Linked DNA regions of Homo sapiens: region 2 is linked to region 1. A link is an interaction called in ENCODE POLR2A ChIA-PET data of the cell type or tissue named here. Cell type or tissue: PC-3. All regions are shown on one strand. Links, peaks and the distances in the headings refer to the core of each region. The heading gives the core; the rest is flanking DNA.

Region 1 (11,794 bases), core at 3,393-5,892:
CGAAGGCAAGCAGCAGTGGTTGTGTGTGCCTCAGAAAAAAATGTAGCCCTTAGAACTGCCCAGCACCTTGCCAGGCACAGTGGCTCATGCCTGAACTTTGTGAGGCCAAGGCGGGTGGATTGCCTGAGCCCAGGAGTTTGAGACAAGCCTGGGCAACATGGTGAAACCCCATCTCTACTAAAATACAAAAAAGTATCTGGGCCTTGCTGCGTGCACCTATAATCCCAGCTACTCCTGATGCTGAGGCCAGAGAATCGCTTGAAACCAGGAGGCAGAGGTTGCATGAAACCAGGAGGCAGAGGTTGCAGCGAGCCAAGATCGTACCACAGCACTCCAGCCTGGGTGCCAGAGTGAGAGTCTGTCTCCAAAACAAACAAACAAAATTTGCCCAGGCAGGGCTTAAGAGTATTGGTAGAAATGCAGTTTGAGGCTGGGCGTGGTGGCTTACGCCTGTAATCCCAGCACTTTGGGAGGCCAAGGTGGGCAGACTACCTGGGTCGGGAGTTCAAGACCATCCTGGCCAACATGGTGAAACCCTGTCTCTACTAAAATACAAAAATTAGCCATCAATGGTGGGCGCCTGTAATCCCAGCTACTCAGGGGCTGAGGCAGGAGACTCGCTTGAAACCAGGAGGCAGAGGCTGCAGTGAGCCGAGATCATGCCACTGCACTCCAGCCTGGGCGACAGAGCAAGACTCCGTCTCAAAAAAAAAAAAAAAAAGAGAAAAGAAAAAAGAAATGCAGTTTGAAACTTTACATCTGTCCTGCCAAGTAGAAAATTCCTTGAGTTGAACAGGCTATAGAGATGGTGGCACTGGGCCGGGTGCGATGGCTCACGCCTGTACTCCCAGCACTTTGGGAGGCCGAGACGGGTGGATAATTTGAGGTCAGGACTTCGAGACCAGCCTGGCCAACGTGGTGAAACCCCATCTCTACTAAAAATACAAAAATTAGCTGGGCATGGTGGCGTGTGCCTGTAATCCCAGCTACTCTGGAGGCTGAGGCACAAGAATCACTTGAATCCAAGTGGATCACTTAAGGTGAAGAGTTCGAGACCAGCCTGGCCAACATGGTGAAACCTCGTCTCTAGTAAAAATACAAAAATAAGCCAGGCACGGTGATGCACGCCTATAATCCCAGCTACTCAGGAGGCTGAGACACAAGAATCGCTTGAACCCGGGAGGCAGAGGCTGCAGTGAGACGAGATGGCACCAGTGCACTCCAGCCTGGGCGACAGAGCGAGACTCTGTCTCCAAAAAGAAAGAAAAATATTGTGGCACTGGGGCATCAACTTGATTGAACGTCCAGAGGATTATAGTCTGCTGTATATGGCCATCCTTGGTTTTACCAGTTTTTCAGAGCTCAGTCTGGGGAAAAGAAAAAAAAAATTATACTTCCCCTAAGAAGTAACTGATATCTGGAGCCAACTTTGCAAGTAAGTAGAATACATTCTGAATTTTATTTGAATCTCAAGAATTAAAATATTACTTTGAAAATCATTTGTCACAAACTGTCAGAATAATTAAGAAACTACTTAGAGCAAAGAATGAGGAAACATAGCTTGAAAGTTAGATCCCTTCCCTAATAAAAAAAGCTACTTAGCTTTATACCCAAACTAAGGCATTGCAGAAGAAAATATTTGCAATATCATTATTTAGCATTCTGAATAATTAATAAATTGGGCTGTTTTCTTTTGGCAGGATGGGAAGCACAAAATGCAAGAGGAAAATGTTAAACTAAAAAAGCCCCTGGAAGAAAGCCACAGGTGTTTGTTAATCAAGTATTAACTAAGATGTAAAGTTATTCTGGGGTGGTGGGAAGGAGGGAGTTCTTTATATACATTGGCATTGACACCGACCAGACACTGACTTATAATATTAATATGCCAGGAAGACATTTGAAGTGGAAGTTAATAATAAAACGTATAACATGTATTAAACCAAACCCATTAGGCCATTTCAGAGGAAAGAAGGATGATCAGGCTGTCCTCTCTTCCCTGATTAATTCCCAAGCTCAGATTATCACTTAAGAGGTTATTTCCCACCTTTACTGAATTGGTATCCCAGGAAAATAAAGTATAAGTCATACATAGCATTTCTTAACTTCTTAAATATATTTGAGTATGACTTGTTTCTACCTCTGTGCTAAATTTCAAATAAGTGGCTGGGCGCAGTGGCTCACGCCTGTAATCCCAGTACTTTGGGAGGCCGAGGCAGGTGGATCACCTGAGATTAGAAGTTCGAGACCAGCCTGCCAACATGGTGAAACCCGGTCTCTACTAACGATACAAAATTAGTCGGGTCTGGTGGTACCTGCCTGTAATCCCAACTACTTGGGAGGCCGAGGCAGGAGAATCACTTGAACTCAGGAGGCAGAGGTTGCAGTGAGCCAAGATAGCGCCACTGCACTCCAGCCTGGGCAATACAGTGAGACTCTGTCTCAAATAAAAAAAAAAGTTCAAATAAGTACTCTGATTTCTCTTATGTCTCATCTCTCATTTTTCCTTTATCTTGAGAATCTCAAACAGCTTAACTTCATTCCTTTATCCTAACTCTGTCTGATTTGCTCATGATGAAGAGCATAGGATAGTTTCAAGGAAGCTGACTTTTTATAGTTATTTTAGCAGGTTAGAAATATAATTAAATATTACATAGTGCCACTGCATTAAAAAGTGAAGGAGGTCCAGTTACATGACATTCTGGAAAAGACAAAACTATGGAGACAAAAAAAAAAAAAAAAAATCAGTGGTTGCCAGTGGTAAGAGAAGGAAGGAACGAACCGGTGGAGCACAGAGGATTTTTAGGGCAGTGGACTACTCTGTATGATACTATGATGGTGGATACATGTCATTATACATTTGACCACACTATAGACTAGACACCACCAAGAGTGAACCTTAATGTAAACTATAGACTCTGGGTGATGATGTTGTGTCAGTGTAGGCTCATCAGTTGTAACAAATGTACCACTCTGGTGCAGCATGTTGACAAAGAGGCCAGGGATGGGGCAGGAAGCATGTGGGAAGTCTCTGTACTTTCTACTCAATTTGACTGTGAACCTAACTGCTCTAAACATAAAGGTCTACTTTAAAAGGTGGAGGAAGAGGTTAGTGATGAGGAATGATACCACAGTGAGGTTTTGAGAGAACTATACAGCTGTCCCTAGCCAGGCTTCGTCACCTTAAGAATGAGGTAGTGTGTCATCTGGAGCAAAAGTAGCTGCTGGAGAAGAGAAAACACACAGTCCAATAGTAAGCTAATTATGCAGGTGCTTGGCCTAAATGTCCCTTTCTGGCCTTGCTCCCAAAGAGCATGGTTTGATCCAGAGCTAACTTTAAACTATCACCCATCTCACATTACAGAATGGCATAAGCAAAGAGAAGGGAACTAGAAGGGCCATAAAATTAACCTGGGCTTCCAGGTGCCTTTCAGGGTCAGCCTCGTTCCAAACTAAAATCAAATCATTTACTTGAGCAACCAGGAGTGTCTTAAATGCCAACTTCTGATTTAGGTCCTGAGAATATGGAACAGTGCTTCCTTATATCTGAATTGTGCTCTGCAACTTAGAATTTGTTTCACATTTATTATCTCCTTATGATTCAGTATTCCTTACAAAAGTACCTAATGCAACTTTACAGATGAGAAAACTGAGAAGCAGAGAGGCTGGGTGACTTATCCAAGTTGCCTCTGTTTATCATGTCTACTGTTTTTAAGTCCTTTGGCTCTGCACTACCTATTAGCAACTTCCAGGACTTATTCTGGCCATAGCTGCAATCGTTAGACATACCAGGCTTCCTGGGATTATGATGGCAAGGAACATCGGAAAACCTGGTCACCCCATGGTGTATGTCTGGTGGTCACACTGCTACTCAAGTGAAAAGAATAAGAACCATTGCAATCTGTAGTGCATTTTCCCTGTAACCGAGAGCGGGCTTTGCTTCACCTCTCATTTAGGCTCTAGTCCATGCTGGAACATCGGAGTTAGCTCAGCTTAGTCCCTCATGAAGAAATATTTCAACCTGAATGGGTTTTCTGGTGACAGTCTCATTCATTTCCCCTTCTTGGGTTAATTTGCTAAAGCTCACATCTTAAGAATATTTGGGACTGATACACAACATGTGATAATGGATAATGGATAGATTTCCATAATATCAAATAGAAAAAAAGCTACTAAAATATATGGCCAGTGAACCATTGGAGTTTTACACATTGGGAAACATAAATGCTAACTATTTTGATAGCAAAAAGGAATGTAAAATATAACTTCAAATCTATTTTTAAATGGGAACCCTTATATAATAAGTCAAGGGTCAGATTCTAGTGATTCATTTTAAGAAGCAAAGTTTCCTCTCCTTGGAGGTCAAAATTAATAATTATGTTGTTCTAAGTAATATAAAAGACCTACAGTATTTCTTGTTTGAAAAAAATGTTTGTATTCTGAGCTTTTTATTGAAATGATATAAATGAAAATACATGAAGTTCCTATTTGTCACAATTTTTTACTTCTCCATTGTAGGCTGCAACCCCACCCTATGGATGAACAGGTAACAGAGCCTCCTGTTTCAAAACATCTTGTATGAATTATGAAGTTGGTTGTACCGTGCCTAGCCAGCAAATAAGGTAGCATGGGCGGAAGATGAGTGAATACAGTGTGCCATCCTTCTAACAATACCCTGAACAAATATGTATTGCCTGAAGCTCACACAGGAAGTAGCACAGCTTTGAGCAGTTTACTAAGTAAACATCAGTTCTCACCTATTTTAAATTATCCCTGACATAAGATCTAGGAGAGCTCACTTTATGTCCCTTTCCTCTAGTTTTTCCTTACATAAAATGGAGAGAAAAAAGATGTTTTGATCACTTAGAAATAAGCTAACATAAATGATTGTAAAACACTTTGTTAATCTAATAGTATATGATAAGCCCATGAGAAAGACAGTGAATGCTACTGTGTCTGAGTCACCCTGTCATTTACCTCTTAGGTTATAAAATAAAATAAGTCCTACTGCTTTCCTTTTTTTTTTTTTAAATGGAGATAAGGTCTTACTCACATTGCCCAAGCTGGGGTGCAGTGGACGATCTCAGCTCACTGAAGCCTCAACTTCCCGAGCTTAGGCAGTCCTCCCACTTCTGCCTCCCGAGTAGCTAGGGCTGCAGAGATTAGGTTTCACCGTGTTGCCCAGGCTGGTCTCAAACTCCTGGGCTCAAGTGATCTTCCCGCCTTGGCCTCCCAAAGTGCTGGGATTACAGGTGTGAGCTTCCATGCCCTATGCTTGCCATTCTTTTTTTCCTTTTTTTTTTGAGACAGAGTCTCACTCTGTCACCCAGGGTGGAGTGTTGTGGCACAATCTCAGCTCACTGCAACCTCCGCCTCCCAGGTTCAAGTGATTCCCCTGCCTCAGCCTCCCGAGTAGCTGGGATTACAGGCGCCCACCACCATGTCCAACTTTTTTTTTTTTTAATATATATATTTTTGGTAGAGATGGAGTTTTGCCATGTTGGCCAGGCTGGTCTTGAACTCCTGACCTCAAGTGATCTACCTGCCTTGGCCTCCCAAAGTGCTGGCATTACAGGCGTGAGCCACCAGGCCCAGTCCCCAGTGCTTTCCATTCTTGATGGTAGAGTGAACAAGAGGAATGGGATAGTGTTAAAACTTTTTACTCTATACTTGCATGTGTTTGAATTTTCTTTTTAGAAATCATGTTATTATAAAAATTAAGAGCTGGAAGCATAATGATAGGATTATCCGAGTTGTATTATGGTGGTAGGACTACCTATTTATAATTGGTTTAGTTTCCAGATAGTCTATAGTGTGATTATATTAATATTGTAGGTAAAAAATGCATATTCTGAAAGTACTAATATTTCTGGCACTAAGAAAAACTAACCAGCTCCCTGTGTGGTTTAGGATCAGCTGCTGCTCTCTGAAAAGCCACAGTTGTGTCAGCTATGCCAGGAAGACGGCAGCCTAACAAAGGTAACTGTGATGAGAAACGGACAGGCTTTTCATAGGGATGTCTACAGCAGCCCCCAGTCCCTCCCCAGGAGTAACAGGGACTTTCCCGCATAGAGTGCAGAGTGCATGCAGAGTGCTGGGAGTGGGGTGAAAAGCAAAAGGGGCAAGCATTTACTGGGTACCTGTTTTTTCAGTCATAATAATTCATGTCAGAAAATTCCCATTAAAATAAACATAAATAGCCAGGCGCGGTGACTCACGCCTGTAATCCCAGCATTTTGGGAGGCCGAGGCGGGCCGATCACAAGGTCAGGAGTTCAAGACCAGCCTGATCAACATGGTAAAACCCCGTCTGTACTAAAAATACAAAAAAAAAAAAAAAAAAAAATAGCCGGGCGTGGTGGCCTGTAATCCCAGCTACTCAGGTTGCTGAGGCAGGAGAATCGCTTGAACCCGGGAGGCGGAGGTTGCAGTGAGCCAAGATCACACCATTGCACTCCAGCCTGGGCAACAGAGCGAGACTCTGTCTAAAAATAAGTAAATAAATAAACAAACAAAAATAATTATGTAATAAAGCAAATAAGCAGATAGAAATGTATAAGTAAATATTGAGTGCCTGCTGTGTAGAATGTGCTGGAGAAAGAGTAATGAACAAAGTAGACCAAGTCTCTGTTCTTGTCAAGCTTATGTCCTTCATAGCTGTCATTTTATAGATGAAGAACGTTGAACATCTAATGCTAACTACATTTCCCAAAATTAAGTCATAAGTGATGAAGCCCAGCTTCCAACCTAGCTTTCGCTCCAAAGTCCACAGTCCTTTCAGCACTTTATCCTGCTCAGAACAGGATATGAGCTCTCCCTGCTAGACCACTTGTTTTCCACCCGATCCTCAAGGGTGCCTGCCTGAGCATCTTCCCAGTTTGTTATCCTAGAGTAGGCAGAGTTAAGGAAGTATTCAGAAAGAATGAGTGCCCTTGATAGCTGGAACTGTGTCTTGTTCACAGAATCCCCCAGCATCTAATATGGTACCCAATCCATAGTAGATCCTCAAGAAAAGTTATGTACAAATGAGTGTATGAAACACATGCTTGGAAGAGATACAGGAAACAGGCTCAAATTCTGGATCACAACCTGCATAGCACCATCTGTGATCATGCAAAATTTTAATAAATTATAATATGACCTAGTCTTAAATTCACAGAATCAGATAACAAATGAACTGCCCTTATAGAACTGGAAGTTACAATTATAGAAATATGTTACAAAGTAGAACAAACTGTTAATTCTGGCTTTCCTCTTCTAAGCCATGCAATATTAGCTTCTGTATGTCAGACAAAAATTCTTCTTAGGCTTTCAGATAAAAGCAACCCCCTACTCCTCTCAACCTCAGGAAGATGAATTATTTGGGATGAAGGTAGCACTTCATGGGAGAAATTATTCTTTACAGCTTTTTATATAGGACCCTTGGAGCTTTGTGTATACCACCCTATCACAGCCTTACTGCTGACATTGCTATAGTGACTTCTTGCTCTCTGTGCTTGACCATTAAAGATGCAAAACATTTAGGAAAACAAAATAATTTCCCTATGAACAAGATGCAGGAAGCTGTGCTCCTGCTGCATTGATAACCCAGTGGATGTGCTTACAGAGCACCAGAGACCACAGGAAAGCATAAAGCACATCAGTGTATTTATTAGGAATTATACTTTCAGTTCATACTCTGGACATTTTTAAATCTTAGCCTGTTCACTCAATCCATTGCTCTTTCACTGCCTTATTTGGAGTATGCGCAGGTACTTGCAAACTAATTTTAAAACTAACCTACCTCAAAGTGAGTATGGGGAACAGATGTGTGAAGGATATTCTAAAGATAAGTGACTTGTATGTTACCTGTTTTTATTTTTAACTCTATGGCACTGCTTCTTTTCATTTAAATCTAAAAACTAGACGGTGAACTTTTTTGTAGATTGGGCCTGTGTTCAGATACTACCTGGCACATAGTAAACATTCAGTCATTGTTTGATTAGGCATTGAGCATTTGCCATATTTGGCTTTTTATATCCCATGAATCCTTATGCCTTGCTCATCTTCTATTCCCCGCCTAACCTCCTCTTCTCATAGAATGTGTGTAAGAACTGCAGCGGAACCTTCTGTGATGCCTGTTCAACAAATGAACTGCCTCTTCCTTCAAGTATCAAGCTTGAGCGAGTTTGCAATCCCTGTCACAAGCATCTGATGAAGCAATATTCTACCAGCCCATCATAAGACTGGAGGCCAAGACCTGGACCAAAACGTTTATGCAGGCTCCTCTGTACCTGTGTTTTAGCTGTCAGGATCTCATAGAGCCCAGTTCTTAGAGTCAACTAAAGAGTTGATAGGAATTTACTAGGTCCAGGGAGAAAAGGCAGTGGTTGGGGTTACTGGAAATTTTGCTCATTTTCTCTAATGACTGTATGAATAAAAGTGAACTTACTTGAGCCTTTCTCTTCTAAATCTAAACAACCTGATATTGAAGGTTTGCTTTATAGCATATCTTTGGAAAGGCAACTCATTTTTATGATTAGTGATACTGGGGTGGATTTAATAGGAGAGAGAATCCAGGCAGATAAGAATAAAAAGGAAAATGATCATCTCCTTCTATAGCATTTGCAGATTCAAGGGGGAGAGGTAGATGCTGAGATCAAAATGACAGTTGTTACTTATTTTTCCAGGTGCTGTTAGTATAAACATTGTTTCCTCTTCACCCCTGCTAACTACCTCTTTAAAGTATTTCTACCAAACTGTGAACCCAATCTCAGGGAAAAGAAATTAAAAAGTAATATAAATTCTGCATATATTAAAAACAATATTGTAATATGTTATAATTTCAGGACCAGAATTTTCTGGTCTTTACCTACAAGGGTTTTCATTATCAAAAAAAAGAACATTTGTTTTTCTACTTTATGACTTCAAAGTAAATAACTGCCCTTTTCAGAATCTCCTTCCACAAAACAAGCCAACTCTTCCCCATTCCCTCCATCTTCCTTTCCAAGTCATAATGGAAATTGTAAGGAGTTTTAAAAATAGGGTTTGGCTTTTGCAAATAGAAGATATTGATTAAAGCAAAGTCAAATATAGAGTAAAATAAGTTTAATTTGTTTTCTTAAGACAGGGTCTTGCTCTGTTGCACAAGCTGGAGGGCAGTAGTGCAATCACAGCTCACTGAATCCCTGTTCTCCCGGGCCTCAAGCAATCTTCCCACCTTAGCCTCCCAAGTAGCTGGGACTGGCTTTTTTTTTTTTTTTTTGGCCGGGGAGGGGGTCTCATTGGTTGCTCAGCCTGGTCTCAAACTCCTGGGCTTAAGCAGTCCTCCCACCTTGACTTCCACAGTGCCGAGATTACAGGCATGAGCCACCACACCTGGCCAAGTTTAATTTGTTCATGGCTGAGAACAGTTAGCTCGGAATACTTACATTGTTTTTTGAATAAGGAATTCCTTATTCTGAGTGAGTCACGAATGAGAGCTGATAGATGCTTTCTTGAAAAGGGCAATACAGTCATCCCTTGGTATCCATGGGGGATTGGTTCCAGGAACCCAACTTGATATCAGAATCCATGGGTGCTCAAGTCCCATTATAGAGAATGGGTTATATGGTATTTGCATATAACCTACATACATCCTCCTGTGTACTTTAAATCATCTGAAGATGATTACTTATACCTAATAAAATACCTACACATCACTTCATTTGCATGGATTCAACATAGTGCTTGGTGTTCAGTAAATTCAAGTTTTGCTTTTTTGGAACTTTGTGGAATTTTTCTTTTTCTGAATATTTTTGATTGGCAGTTGGTTGAAGCCATGGATGCAGAACCCATGGATATGGAGGGCTGACTGTACTTACTTACATATCTATCTATCTTTGAGTAACAAACTCTTTGGGGGAAAAGAGGGAAGTGTATTGAGCAAGAGAAGGCAAAAAACATTACATAATATTTTGATTCTGTTACGTGTGTCTATAGATTGTTTCATTCTAATCAAGACCTAAGAAGGTATGATTCTGTGACTGATTTAGAATTCTGGGGTGGAAATATCCTGGAACCATGTTTTTTAATAAATTCTGTCTCTTGGAAAGAGTTAACAACAGCCTGGGAAAGAGTTGTTATTCCAAAAGTCAGCCTGTTACTTGGTGAAGCTGAAGTTTAAGAGTTCTGGGGAAAAATAAAATCTAGTAATTCCAGCCTAGTTTGTTGATTGATGATTGTCTTTTTTTTTACCCTAAATAACAACATTTCTTTTTTGAATCTTCACTCTCATTTTTTGGCCACCTACATGAGCTAGCACTCTTTTAGGTGCTATACATGATGTGGGGCACAAAAATGGACTACAGGAGTGTTGCCCTAAATTAGAAAGTTATTTTATAACTAATTTTAAATTAATTTGAAAAGATCTTTGTAACACAATATAAGGAGGAACAGTCACTTGATACTTTACTTAGAATTACACATAAATATTAGCCTTAAAAAAATTTAGGCTGGGCGCGGTGGCTCACATCTGTAATCCCAGCACTTTGGGAGGCCAAGGCAGGCAGATCACGTGAGGTCAGGAGTTCGAGACCAACCCGGCCAATGTGGTGAAGCCCCATCTCCACTAAAATAAATTAACTAACTAACTAAATAAATAAGTAAATGCAAAAATTAGCCAGGTGTGGTGGTGTGCACCTGTAATCCCAGCTACTGGGGAGGCTGAAACAGGAGAATCATTTGAACCCAGGACGGAGGTTGCAGTGAGCCGAGATCACACCACTGCACTTCTGCCTGGGCAACAGAGTGAGATTCCATCTCAAAAAAAAAAAAAAAATTTACAACGTCCCAAAGATCTTTAGTTACAGTGCAGCCTCCCATAAAAGCAAGGAGACCAAGTCATGAATACCTTGACTTAATGGTATGCCTATCTGTCTTCCTTTACAATTGTGCTTTTCACCATTTACAATAGTATAAACTGAACCAAAGAGGCAAAGACTTGTACATTGAAAACTTCAAAATGTTGCCATACAAAATGAAGACATAAAAGTATGTTTTTCACCAGGCACGGTGGCCCGCACCTGTAATCCCAGCACTTTGGGAGGCCAAGAAAAAAAAGTATCATATTTTCATGGAGTCAAAGACTTAATAAATATTGTTAAGATGTCAATACTACCCAGAGTAATCTACAGATTCAATAGTCCCTATGAAAATCCCAACATTTCTGCAGAAATAGAAAAATCAATCCTAAAATTCATACAGAATGTCAAGAGACCCCCCCCCCCGATACTCAAAATAATCTTGAAAAAGAACAAAGTTGGAAGTCTTCACTTACTGATCTCAAAATTTAACACAAAACTACAGTAACCAACAGTATGGTACTGGCATAAAAATTAGCATATAAACCAATGGAATAGAATAAAGAGCCTAGAAGTAAATCTTTACACATATAGTCAGATTTTTGACAGGGGTGCCAAGACCATTCAGTGGAGAAAATAGGGTCCTTTCAACAAATGGTGTTGGGAAAACTGGATATCTACATACAAAAAAAAGTTGGACCCTTACACCATATACAAATATTAACTTAAAATCCATCAAGAACTAGCTCCATCCACTAAGGTTGGAAGAAAAAAGAGAGCTAGAATCATTAAACTCTTTAAAAAAGAAGAAAAAGAATTATTGGCCCCGTGTGGTGGTGCATGCCTGCAATCCCAGCACTTTGGGAGGCCGAGGCAGGTGTATCACCTGAGGTCAGGAGTTGGAGACCAGCCTGGCCAACATGGTGAAACCCCGTCTCTACTAAAAATACAAAAATTAGCCAGGTGTGGTGGTGGGCA
Region 2 (11,794 bases), core at 3,455-5,954, 62 kb after region 1:
GTCTCTAACAACAGTCCCCTAGTTATCCCATTCTCCTCAAAGATACTGTTACCGGTTTCTTGCATATTCCTTCAGATATGATCTGTGCCATGTTTCATCACTTTTAAACTTGGTAATTCTGCTGTATTCGGGATTTTGACAAGTTTTCTACTGTGAAAGGATATTCGGAAGCCAGTGTGTTCCTAAATTGAGAGCAAAAGGAAAAGGAAGCACAATAGACAAAGAGAGACTGTGTCACAGGAAACAAGGACATTAGGAAAAAAGGCATGAAGGGGCCGGGTGCGGTAGCTCACGCCTGTAATCCCAACACTTTGGGAGGCCAAGACGGGCGGATCACAAGGTCAACAAATGGAGACCATCCTGGCCAACACGGTGAAACCCCGTATCTACTAAAAATACAAAAATTAGCTGGGCATGGTGGCACGCACCTGTAGTCCCAGCTATTCGAAAGGCTGAGGCAGAAGAATCGCTTGAACCCAGGAGGCGGAGGTTGCAGTGAGCTGAGATTGTGCCACTGCACTCCAGCCTGGGTGACAGAGCAAGACTCCATCTCAAAAAAAAAAAAAGAAAAGAAACAAGGCATGAAGGGAAAGGTAAATTGGCTATGGTATTTGGAATAATTTCTCCCCTTCTTTAACACCATGACTTAGGAAAACATAAGACTTCAGAGTCAGACACTTTGATAAAATCCTAGCTATGTCACTGTCTAGCTATATGGTGATATTGGTCAAGCTATTTATCTCTCTGAGCTTTGTTTTCCTAACTTATAAAAATGGAGATGATATTAGTTTCTTCCTATGTGCTAGGTATCTCACCAGCTTGTATTTGGTGGAGCTAGTGAGCTACCTGACACATAGGAAGAACCAAGTAGCTCTATTTGGTAGAGCACATAGGAAGGTGATTTTGTAAATGCAGAAAGTGATAAGGCAGTAAAGGCAATATAGGTAAATATAGCACATAGATCTACCAAATAGAGGAATCTAATAAGTGGTGACTATTATTTTCTTAGATATTGTTTAAAGGAAATGGTATTTGTATTTGTATGTTTTCCCACTCCAATTCTACCTGAATATTTATTTGTTTTAAACTGTCTTGGTTCTGAAAGGATTTAAGGCAGCTGACTCCCGGGAAAATAAATTTTCTTTGGAAAAAAATTCTGTGAAAAGGCCAGGCATGGTGGCTCACGCCTGTAATCCTAGTGCTTTGGAAGGCCGAGGTGGGCAGATCACCTGAGGTCAGGAGTTTGAGACCAGCCTGGCCAACGTGGTGAAACTTCATCTCTACCAAAAAATACAAAAATTAGCTGGGTGTGGTGGCACGTGCCTGTAATCCCAGCTACTTGGGAGGCTGAGGCATGAGAATCGCTTGAACCCAGGAGATGGAAGTTGCAGTGAACCAAGATTGAGCCATTGCATTACAGCCTGGATGACAAGAGTGAAACTCTGTCTCAAAAAAAAAAAAAGAAAAAAAATTATGTGGAAAAAGAAAACACTAAGCTGCAAGTTAAGCTCTGAGAGGCCTCTTGAAGCATATCCTAGGGTCTAGAGCAGAATATACCCTACTGATCTGAAGGATATCAGAGGAATGAGAATTATCACTGTGAAAAGATCTTGGAGGTGCTTATTTCTTATGTACCACATTTAATAAGTACAGTATTGGTTCCCCACTACATTTGAAACCAGGCTCCATATCGTAATGATTGGTTCTTGAAAATTGGTTCTTGAAGAAATCAATAAAGAAACAAAATGAAGGAGGGACTCCTGTCCCAGGCAGAGGGAACAGTTTTTGCAAAACCCCAGAGGCATGAAGACTTGGAGAATTCAAGGAATTGCAGATGGTTTATAGCAGGAATACTAACATAATGAGAATTTTGGAAAGTCTGATGGAAATGAGAGCATTAAAAAGGTTTGGGTGCACTGGGTGAATGCATCTTAAGGAACTTGAACTGCATCTGGAAGAAGATAGGGTGCCCACTGAAATAGGAAGGTAACATAAACACATTTAAATTTAGAAATTCAACTCTGTGCTGAACATGGTGGCTCTTGCCTACAATCCCAGCACTTTGCCAGGCCGAGGCAGGAGGATCGTTTGAGCCCAGGAATTTGAGACCAGTCTGGGCAACATAGCAAGACCAATCTCTACAAAAAATGAAATAATTAGCCAGGTGTGGTGGCACATGCCTGTAGTTCCAGCTACTAAGGAGGCTGAGGTGGGAGGATTGATTGAGCCCAGGAGGTCAGGGGTACAGTGAGCTATGATCACACCACTGCACTCCAGCTTGAGTGACAGAGTGAGACCTATCTCAAGAAAAATAAATAAACAAATAAATTTAACTCTGGCAATAATTTGAAGGAGGGATTGTAGGAAGACAAGAGACCAGAGTTGATTAGGGAACTAATGCAATAATTCACAGGACAAAAGAGCAGAGCCTGGGCCAAGAGAGCAATTTCAAGAGCTGTTTGGACTCCTATGGAAATCCTACTCTCCTGAAAAGGGTCTTTTCTAAGTCTTATGGTAGCCTTGGGCAGGAACTCCCAGGTACAGGTCAAACTAAAGCAGCTAGCAGACATGTGTCAAAAGTAAAGGCTTTATTCCTACTTGTCATCAACTGGAGAAATGCCTAATCAAAAAAATAACTTTTGCTATGTCAGAGGACCATAAAGTCTTTGGGACAGAAAAAATATTAAGGATTATTTAAAAATTCAAATCCAATGTTTAATCTTCTTTAAAATGTCCCTGCTAAATTAGGATCCAGACTGTGTTGAATAATTCCAGTGAGAGAAATCCTCTATTCTTGAAAAAAAACTTTCTCACGTATGCTCTAATTTAAAAAGGAAGAAGAAAAAAAGAAAACTAGGAAATTTTGTTTAATAGGGACTTGCAAGTTAAGATTCCAGATGCCATCCAGATTTTCCATTGACTTCCTTCGTGCTGTCTTCCTGAAATGCATTTCTGTATAATGATGCATATGTAGGACCGACTTTATGGATAGGTAAAAAGAAGCTATTCCCTAAGTAATGTCATTTGTGGGACCAGGAAGCAAAGCCTTTCCTCCCTCAACCACCCCCACCCCAAGCTGTCATAGAGTCTCAAATCCCACCATTAGCATTTCTGAAGAAATAGCACATTAAATGAAGCCACACTAGGGTGTTAACAACATATCAGATAGATTTTGTCCTGACATTGGGGACCGTGGGAAATACAGAACCACTAGCAAAGGAGAAAGCACTAAAAATAGAGAAGAGGGAGGCAACACTAAGGCAGGGTGAACCAGAGATTCCCAGCAGTCCACAGACAGAGAGCCTTGGTTGATTACATGAGAAGGACCTGGAATTTGTTCAAAATACTGTTTTTAGGATTCCTCCTTGTATTATTTGTCACAAGAGGTCTGGGGTGGATTCCTGGGTGATTTCGATGTGCAGCTAAGTTCAGAAACTGTTAACTATGAAGCCACATAAAAAGAAACAAACATCAACAACAAAAAAACCCCACATGACTTCCCCACCTCACGTAAACACAGAGTCAATGTTCCCATCCTGCCTAGGCCCATCACAGTTTGTTCATATGAACGGCTCTTGCCCTAAAGTCTCTAAGGGAAAGGTTATGGGAAAAGCCAGTGACACATTAGGTACCTGTTGAAATGTGTCACTGACGTTGTGAAAGTTTTTAAGTCTACTTAAACAACAGTGAGTTTTCAATGAACAGAACTATGATAATGAGTACAGAACAACACATAACAGTTTGCCTTTAAAACTTGTCGGCAATGGTGAAACCCCATCTCTACTAAAAATACAAAAAGTTTAGCCGGGCATGATGGCGCATGCCTGTAATCCCAGCCACTCAGTAGCCTGAGGCAGGAGAATCGCTTGAACCCAGGCGGCGGAGGTTGCAGTGAGCCGAGATCGCGCCACTGCACTCCAGCCTGGGCGACAGAGTGAGACTCTGTCTCAAAACAAACAAAAAAACTTCTTGGCAATTGGAATGTCTATGTCTCTTAGGATAAGACTTTACTCCTGGCATACCACTCAGAGCAGACCTCTCAAAGTTTATAAAAGAAATTAAGGAGCCTTGTTAGATGGTAACTATTTACACAAAATTATTTTACCTACTATTATAATTGGTTAATTGATCTTTCAAAGTTCCACAGTGACTGATGGTAAGTCACTCTGACGCAAATGCCCAGTGCCCTAAATGTTTAAATTTATATAAACATTAGGTCATCAGGCCTCGTGATAGCTTTGTGAATTAAGTGGCAAGTTTTAGTTCACTTTAAACTATAGAAAATAGACAAGGGAGCAAAAGTGCATTAAGGTATAATGCAGTGATTTAAAAAAATATTCTTGGCCGGGCGCAGTGGCTCACATCTGTCATCCCAGCACTTGGGGAGGCTGGGGCAGGCAGATCATGAGGTCAGGAGATCGAGACCATCCTGGCTAACATGGTGAAACCCCGTCTCTACTAAAAATACAAAAAATTAGCTGGCCGTCTATTGTCCCAGCTACTCTGGAGGCTGAGGCAGGGGAATTGCTTAAACCCAGGAGCAGGAGGTTGCAGTGAGCTGAGGTCACGCCACTGCACTCCAGCCTGGGTGACAGAGCAAGACTCCGTCTCAAAAAAATACATATATATTCTTATAATTATAGTTGAAGCACTCAGATTGAAGATATAAAAACAATTAGGATTTGTTTAGCACTTTACAATTTACAAAATTCATTTGCATATTTGATTCTTCTAACCATCCTGTGATATAGACAGGACAGGTATTGAGCTAATAATTTTATAGTTGAGGACTTCTCAAGACTCAAAGTTTGAGGGACTTGCCCTAGGTTTATAAGAACAGCCTAAGTTTTTAAAAAATCCAGCTATGAACCAGAGTGTCATACATTGCTTTCTGTTTTCTAAATAAATTATAATAAACTCAATGAATAGAGAAATTGTCATAATTCATATATAAGGACTTGTTTAGTTGAATTATTCCTGGATACATGTAGTAAATAGTAATAGAGCACCTATTCTGAGCTCAGCACTGTGTTGATTGTGTAAATGATCTCTAATCCTCATAACAATACTGCAAGATAAAGTAGGGCGTTGTGGCTCATTCCTGCAATCCCAGCACTTTGGGAGGCCAAGGCAGGTGGATTGCTTGAGTTCAAGGCCAGCTTTGGCAACAAGCGAGACCCCCTGCTCCCCTGTCTCTACAAAAAATTAAATATTAGTCAGGCATGGTGGCTTGTGCCTGTATTCCCAGCTACTCAGGGAGCTGAGGTGGGAGGATTATGCGAACCCAGGAGATCAAGGCTGCAGTGAGCCATCATTGTGCCACTGCACTCCAGCTTGGGCAACAAAGTAAGACCCTGTCTCAAAAAAAAAAAAAAATATATATATATGTATATATATTGCAAAATGAGATATCTTGCAGTGTGTATATATACACACACAGTATATACAAACTATATATATATATATATATATGTATATACACTGCAAGGTATTATCTCGTTTTGCAAAAGAGGAACTTGAGATCTGAGAGTTTTTTTTTTTTTTTTTGAGACGGATTCTCACTCTGTTGCCCAGGCTGGAGTGCAGTGGCGCAATCTCGGCTCACTGCAACCTCCAACTCCCAGGTTCCAGCAATTCTCCCTGCCTCAGCCTCCCGAGTAGCTGGTATTACAGGCACACACCACCATGCCTGGCTAATTTTTCTATTTTTAGTAGAGACGGGGTTTCACCATGTTGGCCAGGCTGGTCTCGAACTCCTGACCTCAGGTGATCCGCCCACCTCAGCCTCCCAAAGTGCTGGGATTACAGGTGTGAGCCACCACGCCCAGCCTCTGAGACTCTTAAGTGAGGTGCTTAATGCTTAATAATAAGTTGCAAGGCCGAGGCGGTCAGATCACCTATGGTCAGGAGTTCAAGACCAGCTATTTTGGGAGGCTGAGGCAAGAGGATTGCTTGAACTTGGGAGGTGGAGGTTGCAGTGAGCTGAGATCATACCACTGCACTCCAGCCTGGGTGACAGAGTAAAACTCTGTCTCAGAAAAAAAAATAATAAGTTGCAAACCCAGCTTTCAAATCCCCATCTCTTTAATTTAATTCCAAAATTCTTTTCATTATACCTTTCTATACCTTTCTTTTTTTTCTTTTTTCTTTCTTTTTTTTTTTTTAGGTGGATTCTCACTCCATCACCCAGGCTGGAGCGCCATGGCATAATCTCGGCTCACTACAACCTCCACCTCCCTGGTTCAAGCGATTCTCCTGCCTCAGCCTCCCGAGTAGCTGGGATTACAGGCACCCACTACCACGCTCGGCTAATTTTTTTTGTATTTTTAGTGGAGACAGAGTTTCACCATGTTGGCTAGGCTGGTCTCGAACTCCTGACCTCAGGTGATCCGCCAGTCTCGGCCTCCCAAAGTGCTGGGATTACAGGCGTGAGCCACCGTGCCTGGCCATTACACCTTTCTTTTTTTTCTTTTTTTTTTTTTTGAGGCGGAGTTTCGCTCTTGTTGCCCAGTCTGGAGTGCAGTGGCGCAATCTTGGCTCGCCGCAACCTCCGCCTCCTGGGTTCAAGCAATTCTCCTGCCTCAGCCTCCCGAGTATCTGGGATTACAGGCATGTGCCACCATGCCTGGCTAATTTTTTTTGTATCTTTAGTAGAGATGGGGTTTCTCCATGTTGGCCAGGCTGGTCTCGAGCTCCTGACCTCAGATGATCCACCCACCTCAGCCTCCCAAAGTGCTGGGATTACAGGCGTGAGCCACCGCGCCCAGCCGCTACACCTTTCTTAAATGACTCTAAGACTGTTTACTTACAGTCCTCAGTTTTTAGTAACTTTAGAATTACTCATTTATACACATGCACTGTTCATTCATTTATACAACCACACATAATGAAAACTTATTTTTTCCACAGATAATGTATTTCTAGGACCTGGACATTAGCTGAACTCTTGATATAAAAAGAAAAAAATGTCTTTATGGGCTGGGTGCAGTGGCTCACACCTGCAATCCTAGCACTTTGGGAGGCTGAGGCAGGCAGATCACTTGACGTCAGGAGTTTGAGACCAGCCTGGCAATATGGTGAAACCCCACCTCTATTAAAAAAAAAAAAAACTACAAAAGTTAATCTGGCATGGTGGTGTGTGCCTGTAATCCCAGCTACTTGGGAGGCTAAGGTGGGAGAATTGTTTGAACCTGGGAGATGAAGGTTGCAGTGTGCCCAGATCGTGCCATTGCACTCCAGCTTGGGCAGCAGAGCCAGACTCTGTCTCAAAAACAACAACAAAATGCCTTTATAGACTGTAGTCTAGCCTGGGAACTATATCAGTGAACAAATGACTATAAGGTGATAAGTATTGTGTTGAGGATATTTACAAAGAGCTATCAATACTAACAGGAAACAATCACTGCCTCAGCTGTGCCTGGATGTGCTAGTTTTTTGTTTGCTTGTTTGTTTTGTTTTGTGTTTTTTGAGACGGAGTCTCGCTCTGTTGCCCAGGCTGGAGTGCAGTGGCGCAATCGCCGCTCATTGCAACCTTCGCCTCCCGAGTTCAAGCAATTCTCCTGCCTCAGCCTCCTGTGTAGCTGAGATTACAGGTGCATGCCAACGCACTCGGCTAATTTCTGTATTTTTAGTAGAGACGGGGTTTCTCCATGTTGGTCAGGCTGGTCTTAAACTCCTGACCTTGTGATCTCTGCCCCCCTCAGTCTCCCAAAGTGTGCTGGGATTACAGGCATGAGCCACCGTGCCTGGCTTTTTTTTTTTTTTTTTTTGGTGTGTGTGTGTGTGTGTGTGTGTGTGTGTGTGTGTGTGTGTGTGTGAGACAGAGTTTCACTCTTGTTGCCCAGGCTGGAGGGCAACGGCATGATCTCGACTCACTGCAACCTCTACATTCCGGGTTCAAGAGATTCTCCTGCCTCAGCCTCCCACATAGCTGGGACTACTGGCACGCAACACCACTCCTGGCTTTTTTCTTTTCATAGAGATGGGATTTCACCAAGTAGCCCAGGCTGGTTTCAAATTCCCGGACTTAAGCGATCCACCTGCCTAGGCCTCCCAAAATGCTGAGATTACAGGCATGAGCCACTGTTCCTGACCGATGGGCTAATTTTGAATGTGTGAAATATTAAATCAAAATCTCTAGTGGGCAACATTTAGTTGGTTCATTTTAATATTATGTAATGTGCTTGAACTAATAAAAAAGTAAACTTTAAAAATTATTTTTGTTTTTGTTTGGAAATCATCACAATAAAATAAATTTTTTTTTATTTTGTTTGGAAATGGAAATTCCAGAATAATTTCAGTAATAGGTAAACTCTATAAAGCATTCAGAGGTTTGTGTAATTACTAATGTAGCTAGAGCAGTTTCTCAGTTCATCTGACAACTAGTCCAGGCACAGTGGCTCACGCCTGTAATCCCAGCATTTTGGGAGGCTGAGGTAGGTGGACTGCTTGAGGTCAGGAGTTTGAGACCAGCCTGGGCAACATGGGGAAACACTGTCTCTACCAAAAATATAAAAAACTAGCCGAATGTGGTGGCGCAGCTGCTTGGGAGGCTGAGGTGGGAGGATAACTTGAGACTGGGAGGCAGAAGTTCCAGTGAGCTGAGATTACAACACTGCACTCCAGCCTGGGCAACAGAGAAAGACCCTGTCTCAAAACAAAACAAACAAACAATACTGATAACTATTATGGTCCTCATTTTTACTTATGGTCACCTAGTCATAGCAGATATTTATAATTACTATCCATACCATAGACCCTTTGCCCTTAGCAAGCACCTCATCTGGTCATGGTTCCTTGACTGGTGGGGTATCCCAAATCTTCATTTCTGAAGGGTCTGGATCATTAGCAGTCCCCTCTGAATTGGGTTGTTAGGGTTTCTCCCTTGACTTTAATCACAGGACATGGGATATTAACAGCACTCCAGGGATCACCCACATTCCAGACATACTTTTCCTTATCCCCATTGTGTAGAAGCAACCCAGTTTTCCCCTGGTGATCAGAACCAATCACTCTAGGTAGTCAGAACAGTTACCTTCTATTTTGTCTGTTGATTCATTGGCATGATGAGCCCAAAGTGACCATGTGGCAGTCTCAACTTTCAGTTTAGTGGAACAATTGCTATGTCCTCTAGTGGAAGCATCCTACTTTGGGAACTAAGTCCTCCAAGCTAGCAGATCTCAAATTCTCAGGGATAGGAGGCAAAAAAAGTTTCCTAGTAGATCATTAAGAATAATAATGAAAGGAGCCATGTCCAAACTCACCACCACCTTAATTCCCAGACCCATGAATCCTGGCTGTAGAAGAAAGAGCACCATCTATGTTATTTTCTTTTCCTTTTATTTATTTATTTATTTATTTATTATTAATTTTTTTTTTTTTTTTTTAGAAACAGGGTTTTGCTATGTTGCCTAGGCTGGTCTCAAACTCCTAGCCACAAGTGATCCTCCCACCTTGGCCTCTCAAAGTGTTGGGATTACAGGCATGAACCACTGCATCTGACCTATGTTATTTTCTGATTTAGAGCATATACTACATCCTGGAGGACATTGTCTAGGCCTCACAATGTATGCCATATGACACTTAGCTGGTGCCATAAATGAGTCTTCAAAAAGCCATTCCACCTTTCCATCAGGCCAGTGGCTTTAGGATGAGGGTGACAGGGTAAGACTGGTGAATTTTATTAATATAAGCATAGTTCCATTGCTGTATTTCATTTCTATGCAAAAACTTCCTAGGCTGGGTACGGTGGCTCACACCTGTAATCCCAGCACTTTGGGAGGCCAAGGTGGGCAGATCACTTGAGGTCAGGAGTTCGAGACTAGCCTGGCCAACATGGTGAAACCCTGTCTCTACTAAAAATACAAAAAATTAGCCAGGCATGGTGATGTGTGCCTGTAATCCCAGCTACTCGGGAGGCTGAGGCAGGAGAATCACTTGAACCTGGGAGGTGGAGGTTGCAGTGAGCCAAGATGCCGCCACTGCATTGCAGCCTAGGTGACAGAGTAAGACTGTGTCTCAAAACAAAAAACAAAACAAACAAACAAAAAGACTTCCTGCATCAGAAGTGATGCTATATGGAATACCATGATTGTGGATAAGTCACTCCGTAAATTTGTGGATGGTGGTTTTGGCATAACCTCTACGTGCAGGGAGAGAAAATCCCTATAAAGAGTATCTGTTCCAGTGAGAACAAAGTGCTGCCCCTTCCGTGATGGGGGTGGTCCAACGTAATAAATCTGTCCCCTAGAGAATCATTCTAAATAGGGGGCTTAGTTGTGATTTGCTCTAGCAACAAAAAATTGGAATTCACAAACACAAGCTGGAATCCACCTGTTGTTCAGTCTCACAACCTCCGACTGTGATGATGTGGGTATCCTGCAGAAGCTGGCACCCCTCGTTATGAGGCTAAACATGAACCTGGCCCAGGAGGCAGAGAAGCTGAAGTGGGCAGTGGGGAGCTACAGCAGCTTCTGTCCCACATCAAGGAGATAAGCCAGCAGATAAATAACACATGTGTAATGTGCAACGACACTTGGTGCCTCTGCACTGATCTCTTTTTTTTTTTTTTTTTTTGAGTCAGTGTCACTCTGTCGCCGAGGCTGGAGTGCAGTGGCGCCATCTTGGCTCACTGCAACCTCTGCTTTCCAAGTTCAAGCTATTCTAGGGCCTCTGCCTCCTGAATAGCTGTGATTACTAGGCGTCCACCACCATGCCTGGCTAATTTTTGTATTTTAGTAGAGACAGGGTTTCACCGTGTTGGTCAGATTGGTCTCGAACTCCTGACCTCAAGTGATCTGTCCTCCTCGGCCTCCCAAAGTGCTGGGATTACAGATGTGAGCCACTGTGCCCAGCCTGCACTGACCTTCTGAGAGTGAAGACAATATGTTGCTGCTCCCTTTCTGCTTTCCACATCTCATGCAAAATGTCTCTGTGGCCCACTTTGAGAATGTACAGGGAAGATAATTCTGGGAAATGTAGTTCAGCCTAGCCAAGTAGGCACATTACAAAGCCACTACAGAAGGTGATAAGTGCTATAGTGAAAAAAATAATAGAGCGAGGAAAGGCAGATAAGAACTGGGAAAAGGGGTGAATTTCAATTTGTAACAGTAGGGTAGGCATCAATAAGAAGGTAGTATTGAACAAAACTTTCAAGGAAATGAGGAAATAGCCTTGCAGATATCTGGGAGAAGAGCATTCCTATTACAGAGAAAAATCTTTGCTCCAAGTTCTGCATTCATAAAAAAGGAAAAGTAACAATACCTATCTCAACATCATAGCGTTGTTATGAAGATAAAATGAATTACTACCTGCAAAGGACTTAGAATAATGCCTAGAATTTTAAAAATTGAGGATGGACATGGTTGCTCATGCCTGTAATCCCAGCACTTTGGGAGTCCTAGGCAGGAAGATCACTTGAGGCCAGGAGTTTGAGATCAGCCTGGGCAACACAGTGAGACCCCCATCTCTACAAAAAAATACAAAAATTAGGCCGGGCGTGGTGGCTCACTGCACTCAGCACTTTGGGAGGCCAAGGCGGGTGGATCATGAGGTCAGGAGTTCGAGACCAGCCTGACCAACATGATGAAACCCCGTCTCTACTAAAAATATTAAAATTAGCTGGGCGTGGTGATATGCACCTGTAATCCCAGCTACTCAGGAGGCTGAGGCAGGAGAATCACTTGAACCCGGGAGGTGGAGGTTGCAGTCAGCTGAGATCGTGCCATTGCACTCCAGCCCGGGTGACGAAGTGAGACTCTGTCTCAAAAAAAAAAAAATTAGCTGGGAGTGGTGG

The links. Peaks named below come from ENCODE experiments on the same cell type or tissue, not always from the same donor. Only the 100,000 strongest peaks of a DNase experiment are listed, where the experiment ranks them.
Region 2: POLR2A ChIA-PET joins it to region 1 with 15 read pairs; 3 of 35 experiments call an interaction of 5 or more read pairs at or near these places.

Annotation. Positions count from the first base shown.
Region 1 is chr4:70,798,441-70,810,234 of GRCh38, forward strand. It overlaps RUFY3 (RUN and FYVE domain containing 3), which reads left to right. Exons shown (of 18, transcript NM_001037442.4): 15 at 1,701-1,765; 16 at 4,516-4,543; 17 at 5,908-5,976; 18 at 8,076-10,179. The coding sequence ends at 8,219. Among named protein-coding and RNA genes, the nearest start is that of GRSF1, 36 kb to the right of the region's middle. In PC-3, for the core only: no CTCF peak of the experiment used is centred there; no DNase peak of the experiment used is centred there; H3K27ac peaks cover 451 bases.
Region 2 is chr4:70,860,022-70,871,815 of GRCh38, forward strand. No RefSeq gene overlaps it. Among named protein-coding and RNA genes, the nearest start is that of GRSF1, 26 kb to the left of the region's middle. In PC-3, for the core only: no CTCF peak of the experiment used is centred there; no DNase peak of the experiment used is centred there.